Regions from separate parts of the Homo sapiens genome. Here region 1 is linked to region 2. A link is an interaction called in ENCODE POLR2A ChIA-PET data of the cell type or tissue named here. Cell type or tissue: GM12878. All regions are shown on one strand. Region 1 overlaps MTHFD1 (methylenetetrahydrofolate dehydrogenase, cyclohydrolase and formyltetrahydrofolate synthetase 1). Region 2 overlaps MAX (MYC associated factor X).

Evidence for each region. ChIA-PET counts read pairs that join two places held together with the same protein. Peaks named below come from ENCODE experiments on the same cell type or tissue, not always from the same donor. Only the 100,000 strongest peaks of a DNase experiment are listed, where the experiment ranks them.
Region 1: POLR2A ChIA-PET joins it to region 2 with 8 read pairs; 3 of 35 experiments call an interaction of 5 or more read pairs at or near these places.

What each region holds. Positions count from the first base shown.
Region 1 is chr14:64,394,801-64,398,800 of GRCh38, forward strand. The region is part of intron 1 of MTHFD1 (methylenetetrahydrofolate dehydrogenase, cyclohydrolase and formyltetrahydrofolate synthetase 1); the gene reads left to right. Among named protein-coding and RNA genes, the nearest start is that of MTHFD1, 8.4 kb to the left of the region's middle. In GM12878, no CTCF peak of the experiment used is centred here; no DNase peak of the experiment used is centred here.
Region 2 is chr14:65,096,751-65,100,750 of GRCh38, forward strand. The region is part of intron 2 of MAX (MYC associated factor X); the gene reads right to left. Among named protein-coding and RNA genes, the nearest start is that of MAX, 3.8 kb to the right of the region's middle. In GM12878, no CTCF peak of the experiment used is centred here; a DNase peak (open chromatin) is centred at 2,051; H3K4me3 peaks cover 1,342 bases; H3K27ac peaks cover 1,356 bases.

The DNA.
Region 1 (4,000 bases), 700 kb before region 2:
CTTTTTGAAAAGCAGGAAGGCCAGGTCCTTGTGAGGCTTTTCTCATTACAAGCTCTTGGCAGGTTCTTCCCTCCAAGTGGAGAACCCTTACCTTCCCCATTCTTTCTACCTTCCCCTCTGATGATCCAGAGGGCTGCAAGGGACCTAGAGCTGTTCATTGGAGCCCTAGTCAGCTCTAGCGGCCAGATCTATGGTTAGGTAATCCTCCAATAGTGAGACTAATTCTCAGTGTTAGAATTAGGGGTCTGCCTGTTCTCACCAGCAGACCCACTGGCATCAACTCTCCTTTGTTGACATATAGTTAAGCACCGCTTCTTACAGATCCTCATACTCAGAGCCAACCTTGTCTTGTCTCATAACTCTTGCTACTGGCAGAAGGTGATAAAATTGTGGCCTAGAGGCCAAATGTTTTTTGTTTGGCTTACAGAATTAGATTACTTCTCAACACATTTATTACTTTACAACATTAGATTACTTCTTAACACACTTATGCCTGTAGTTACACATAAAAATCTGGATGCTTGACTTTTTGAAAGATGTGAACAGTTTAGCAATACTGTACTGTCTATCTTCATGCCATCAATTTGTTGGATCTGAGTAGATGCTGCCTACCCCCTCATCCTTGAGTGGGTGGGGGTGGGGGAGGTGGGACCTCATTGTTCAGGAATCCTACCACACTTGGTTGCCTGTACCAGGACTCCGAAGGTTCTTTCCTCTTTGAGACCTTTTTCTGAATGAACTTATGGTCCACTTTTAAAATCCTAAATTTTATAAAGCCTTAACCAGTCCAACCTAGTCCGTTTATTGCATTAGATCAGAGGTTGTCAAATGGGGCAGTTTTTTCCTCCCTCTACCTCAGGGCATTGGGCATGCCTGGAGTCTTTTGGGTTGTCATATGGGGAAGGGGTATGCTATTGGCATCTAGCAGTAGAGGCCAGGACTGGTGCCGAGCATCCTGCAGTGCACAGGATAGTCCCCATAACAAAGGATGATCTGGTCCAAATGTCAGTGGTGCTGAGATCGAAAAACCCTGATCAAGAAGCTTAATGTGAGTTATTGTGTCATTGTGTGTGTGGATTAATGATGGACTTTACCCTCACTAAGAATTATAGGATTCATTAAAATTTTACACTATTCTGACTTATTTTCATGTCATAAATATCAAGCAGTTTACCTTTGCTTTCTTAGGGCTTTGAGTTAGAGACAATTGGATGGAAGAACTTTACATTATAAACTTTCAATGAAGCATAAAATAGCTTCCTCACATTAAGCTTTCAAATACGTATTTGAGGTAACTGTCAAATTTGGTAAATGTCTGGGTTAAATTATAATAATTTTTTTAGTAAATATTCTTATGTAATAATAGTACTATTGTCAGTTGACTGTCTTGTATACTGATATAGCTTTTGCTATATTAGTGATAGGTGAAAATCAGTTTTCTTTCAACAAGAAGGTAATTTAGTGTTTTAATTTGACTTAAATGACTAGCAATTTGAAATATATGTATTTCTTGGAACACTAGGTGGCCTTACAATCACAATTATTTTTACAAGGAACTACATATTAAGTTTTTAAAAATTTTTTGAAGGTTTTTTTTTTTTTTTTTTTGAGATGGAGTTTCACTCTTGTTGCCTAGGCTGGAGTGCAATGGCGCGATCTCGGCTCACCGCAACCTCTGCCTCCCGGGTTCAAGCGATTCCCGTGCCTCAGCCTCCCGAGTAGCTGGGATTACAGGCATGCGCCACCGCTCCCAGTTAATTTTTTTTTTTTTTTTTTGTATTTTTAGTAGAGACGGGGTTTCACCGCTCAGGCTGTGTCAAACCCCCCAGCTCAGGTGATCCACCCACCTCAGCCTCCCAAAGTGCTGGGATTATAGGCGTGAGCCACCGTGCCCAGCCGAAGTATTTTTTAGTAGTATAAAAATTGTTAATGAACAAATGAAATAAATCAACAAATGAACAAAATGGGAATAAAACATATTAAATAAAACATTTGTGTTCTGCATTTTAAAAATCTTATAATAGCTGGGCGCCGTGGCTCACTCCTGTAATCCCAGCACTTTGGGAGGCCGAGGAGGGCAGATCACGAGGTCAGGAGATCGAGACCATCTTGGCTAACACGGTGAAACCCCGTCTCTACTAAAAAATACAAAAAATTAGCTGGGCGTGGTGGCGGGCGCCTGTAGTCCCAGCTACTTGGGAGGCTGAGGCAGGAGAATGGCTTGAACCCGGGAGGCGGAGCTTGCAGTGAGCCGAGATCGCGCCACTGCACTCCAGCCTGGGAGACGGAGGGAGACTGCGTCTCAAAAAAAAAAAAAAAAAAAAAAAAAAAAAAAAAAATATATATATATATATATATATATATATATATATATATATATATATATATATAAAAAACAGTAATCTATTGGGGCAGGGGATAAATTGTGTCCTTGTTTAGAAGAAGACTTTTTTTTTTTTAGAAGAAGCCCTGTTGTTTTTGTTGTTGTTATTTGTTTGTTTGTTTGTTTTGAGACGGAGTCTCAGTGGGTCGCCCAGGCTGGAGTGCAGTGGCGCGATCTCTGCTCACTGCAACCTCTGCCTCCCGGGTTCAAGCGATTCTCCTGCCTCAGCCTCCTGAGTAGCTGAGACTACAGGCGCGTGCCACCACGCCTGGCTGATTTTTCGTATTTTTTAGTGGAGACGGGGTTTCACCATATTGGCCAGGCTGGTCTCGAACTCCTGACCTCGTGATCTGCCTGCCTTGGCCTCCCAAAGTGCTGGGATTGCAGGCGTGAGCCATCATGCCCGGCCCGAAGCCCTGTATTTTGAAGGTGAATGTTTTTGCTTCTTCTCTGATCAGTTACTAAAAGTGTTTTCCCTGTGCCATTTGAGAATTATTTGAGAACTACTCTAAGCTTATGGCACATTTCAGCATTTTTGTTGTCTAAAGGCAGCTGTATTTTAATCATGTAAATTTCATGCTGCCTCCTTTGCCTACCATATAGCTTCTGTTGAAATGTCCATGTTATATTTTATTTTATTTACTCATTTTTCTATATCCATAATAAGAGTTAAAGGTTATATTTTAGCAATGTGTTTTTTTCTCTGTCATAACATGTTAAATATTTTAAATTCAGCCATGATGTTAAACAGAGTGAATTGGAATTTCTAACGGATTTCGGCAGGAATGATTATATAAGACTTAGGGCCAAAGAGAGCCTGGGTGACTGTGTAGGGGTATTAGGCTATGCCCAGCACCACATCTGGTTGTCATTCAGGGGAGCAGCTAGGGCTGGAACTGCTGGGGAGTGCAAACTGCAGTATTCCCTGTTCCCTTGTCTCAGAGCAGAATTGTGGCCTCTATCCAGGTCCAATCCCAGTTAAAAAAAAAAATTCCAATGGTCTATTCTTCTTTTGAGCTATATTATTGTAGAGAATACTGACTTGAAAAAACAAAGTCACTAACTAGAAATAAAATTTGAACTGGGTGCAGTGGCTTATAACTGTAATCCCAGCACTTTTGGGAGGCCAAGGTGGGAGGATCACTTGAGCTCAGGAGTTCAAGATCAGCCTGGGCAACATGGCAAAATCCCATCTCTACAAAAAATACAAAAATTAGCTGAAGTGTGGTGGTGTGCACCTGTAGTTCCAGCTACTTGGGAGGCTGAAGTGGGAGGATGGCTTGAGCCCAGGAGGTGGAGGTTGCAGTGAGCTGTGATTGCATCACTGCACTCCAGCCTGGGTGATAGAGCCAGACCCTGTCTCAAAAAATAAAATAAATAAATAAAAATCAAAATAAATAAAATTTGAAAATCTTGGGTATGACTTCTTTCTTGTACCATTCAACATTCTTGATGTTTACTAGGCCAGTCCAAATAATCTATTTCTTGTGTGCCTGTTTATGTCAGTTTTTTGTGACGTGTGGAGAAGTGGAACTGGGAGTAACCAAATCAGAATGAAGGAAGAGCTGTTTGTGAATGTCCATATGACAAATGACAAAACTGGTTTTCCAAGAGGGA
Region 2 (4,000 bases):
CTCTACTCAGATGAGCCTGTACTGAGAATGATGTTCAGTAATGAAAACAAATGGTACGGAAAACCCCCTTGTGGAATTAATTAGGCCCTATTCTAGGAGACCACAGAGGTATTCTTGGACTGTACAGCAGGCTCCCAAACATCTCCCCTACACATCCTATGGTTACAGTGGCTGGATGCTGCCCACTCTTCTAGTACGCTGGATTTGTACGTCTGGATGTCTGCCAGAAAACCCTTCCTCCAGGGCATCCCTAACAGAAATACTAAGGGGCTATGCAGTGGTCCACAGATGCTCAACAGAAACTCCCGCACCAAATCACTTCCAGCTTTGACATCTCTGCCAAAGTTTTTATTCAGCCTCTCAGTTATATTTCTACCCAACTTTCCACACTGGTAGACAGAATAAAAATCTTCACCTACAATTTGTCCATCTTTGACACTACCAAGCACGTGTATCTTAAGTGTTGTTAGATGTTGAAGACAAACATTATTTTGTTAGCCAAGAAGTTGCTATGTTGGCAAGAAGTCATCTAGGCTAAGGAGGTCTGTTCAAAATTGAGGGAAATCTCTTAAAATTATTTCCTTCCAACTTACTGCAGAGAGACTGCATCTTTGTTCAAGGCATCACATCAGTCAGTAATCTTATTTCCTCCAAGTTCTAGGCAAATAGCACGGGGAAATAAATGCTTCATTATTCCAGGATGCACAAGGTTCTCCAGAACAATGCCATGTCTTACAGGCTACCTGACAGCTAACCCCACCTATAAGGGGAACCATCTCAATTCTAATACAGAAAATTCTCAGCATATAGGGAATTAGTTGCCCACTCAATATTTACTACCTTTACAAAATGTGAAGGTTGTATTTTAGAGGGAAGCTTGTGTTGCTTATGATTCTTATCAAGCTATTCTTATTAGAGACTAAGGACACGAGAATACACAGACCCAAAAATCTCATCCGAAAAGATCTATTTCTTACTTCTGATAGATAAGAACAAGATAGGATAAAGCTCAATTTCTAAGCAACTTAAAATATTCATTTTAATCAACCCAAAAATTATAACATAAAATAATAGGCAGGTAGGATGGGATAAACTCACCAAGCTCCCTAAGAGAAAGACATGGATTTCAATTTTCCAATACCTGTCCTGCTTGTAGCTGATTGCCTGGTATACATTTCCAACATTATCTAATGTATGTATTTGTTTTCAAACTTTTTTCTTTTGGTGCCTAAAATAACTGGCAAATGCTATAATCCAAACAGGGCCTCATACTATAGCCATTTCAGAGAAGGATGCCTTGGTCAGGAAATTTTAATTAAAAACCAAGCTGAATTCTTTGACCAACTATTTCACCGTTACTGGCATCTTGGAAAAATTCTTTTAGACATAAGAACAACTTTTACCCTAACACAGGCACATTTAGGAACTAACTCTGGCATTTGTTATCACTGTAAGCATCACTGTCAACACTCTAAGCAGAGAAAAAGTACATGCATTGTGCAGCACTTTTGCCATGCAACTGACTGCAGGTAAAACAGACAGTAGTTTCCTGAGTGAATTCCAATCTCGGAGGCTACCAAGCTCGTTCTCTTCTGAATATTCCTAAAGAAGCAAAGAGCTCTGAGAAGTTAAAAATATTTCATGCCAGAAAGGTCCAGAAGTGGAATTGCACAAATCTGTTTTCAAACCCCTCACAAGTATACTGCAACTGCAACTCAGTCAGGTGCCATCAAGGATGGTCACTGGAAAAAAAATTGCATTTCCTGACCAACACACTAACCCATACATTTCCTGTATACTTACACTCTTTCCTAAAGAAATTTCCCAAACAGAAATAAAGCAAAAGGAAGCCCTTGCAATATAATATACCTGTCCCACAAATTTATCTTTAAAATGCAACCTCTTCCCTCCAAAATATAATAAAAATAACATCAGTGGGATTTTGCGATGTACTGAATTTAGTAGTAAGAATACTCTTTGGGGTTACTTCCTTTAACAAAGCTTACTGGCCATTGGAGAAGCTGTTTTCCGTTTGTACTGAAGCAATAGAAAAAAATATTTGCCAAATCAGTTTCACTTTCTGTTAGAGTTAGCCTAACTTCCTAACTCTCTTCTCAGTATCTTACATTTCTCATGTAGTAAGGCCTATATATTGTAGTGACATTATAAAACATACATGAATGTTTTTATATTAGGATCCACAGAACCCTTTTCAAATAACTTTTTCAACATCTTCTGTAGTCCTGAATACCTAAGTATTTGGTTGTTCACAGTCCACATCTTTTTTTAAACCTTTTTTCTAAGGCAAAACTTAAGAATAGCTCCCTCTTAAATTTTAAAAAATATATTTATTATCCATATTAAATATTGAGAAGTAAGCAGATGCATTCACAGAGGGGAAAAAATGGAATCCTTTTTACCCTACACAGTCACAATAGTTGTTTGATATACTATAAAATTTGTTTATAACATATCTGCTTTTTCTCTCCATGCTGTTGTAATTACATTGTGCAGAGTAATATTTAGAAATATCAACAAATAGATGTGTTAAATTAAAAACAAAGTGTCAAACCAACTTCCTTTGCCTACCCCCAAAATCAAAAGGAAAAATCCTAGGCACCTTAACAGCAAACTAAAAACATCTAGACAAAACAATGAGATTAGCATTCCAGGAAAGCAGAAACATTATAATAATTTAATAACAAATTTATATCAACGATCATATGGATGAAAATTTTGAAAAGCAGAAAGCTTTCAAGAACTGCGAGCCAAAATTTCACCAAAAAAACAAACAAACAAACAAACAAACAAAAAAAACACAACTTTCTCTTACTGGGAAGTCAGTATAATTTCAATTCAAAGGATAATTCTGCAAAGGAAGGCTAAACGATCCTTACCCTCCAGCTCTGATCAAGCCCTAGCACAGATTTTACAACTGGAGACTTGCAGGGAAAAAAAAAGTTTTCAACAGACTAGGCCCCAAACATGAAGGATAAAAGTAAATGTGAAAAAGGAATTCAATTTTCAAATATATGCATAAGTATATGAGAATACTTCAAGGATAAATAAAATAAAACAAATTATCTTTAATGACTATTACCCAGGGATAATTTTTAAGACTTTTGGAACAACTACATCCCCGGATTTTATGGAAATATCAGCTCTCAATAAATAAGTTTTCTTAATGCCTATCTGCTTAGACAACCTGCACAATCTTTGCTTGCTCTAATGAAGAGCAGGTATAACTGAGATGGCTTGCCTTTACCCTGTGGTTATCAAGTTCTTATACCAGAGGTATCAAAGTGACATCCTGCAAATTCTAACAAGCCCCCAAACAGTTGTTCCACACATCATTTTAAAAATCAGAAAAATAACATAAAGTTTTAGATTTCTAATCTTTCTTAAAAAATAGGAAGATCGGCTGGGCGTGGTGGCTCATGCCTGTAATCCCAGCACTTTGGGAGGCCGAGGCTGGCAGATCACGAGGTTAAGAGATCGAGACCAGCCTGGCCAACATGGTGAAACCCCGTCTCTACTAAAAATACAAAAATTAGCTGGGTGTGGTGGCACGCGCCTGTAGTCCCAGCTATTCGGGAGGCTGAGGCAAGAGAATCGCTTGAACCCAGGAGGCGGAGGTTGCAGTAAGCCGAGATAGCGCCATTGCACTCCAGCCTGGTGACAGAGTGAGACTCTGTCTCAAAAATAAATAAATAAAATAAAATTAAAAATAGGAAGATCTGGCAATACTGACCCTTCACTCCTACTAACAAACCACTGGAGTTCAGTAGTGCTGACTTTTTAGAAGAGGCACTGCTCTCCAGTACCCAAGCCCTCACCTCTTCCTTCTTTATTCTTTATGGCCCTCATGGGCATTTGAACTTTTTACCCCCATTCTATACATTTCTTACTGCTCCCAACTATCAAATATTAGACACTCTGATATACTTATTTCTCTTCCCCTCGCTGATTCTGATTTATTCTGTGTGTATTCTTTTTTCCC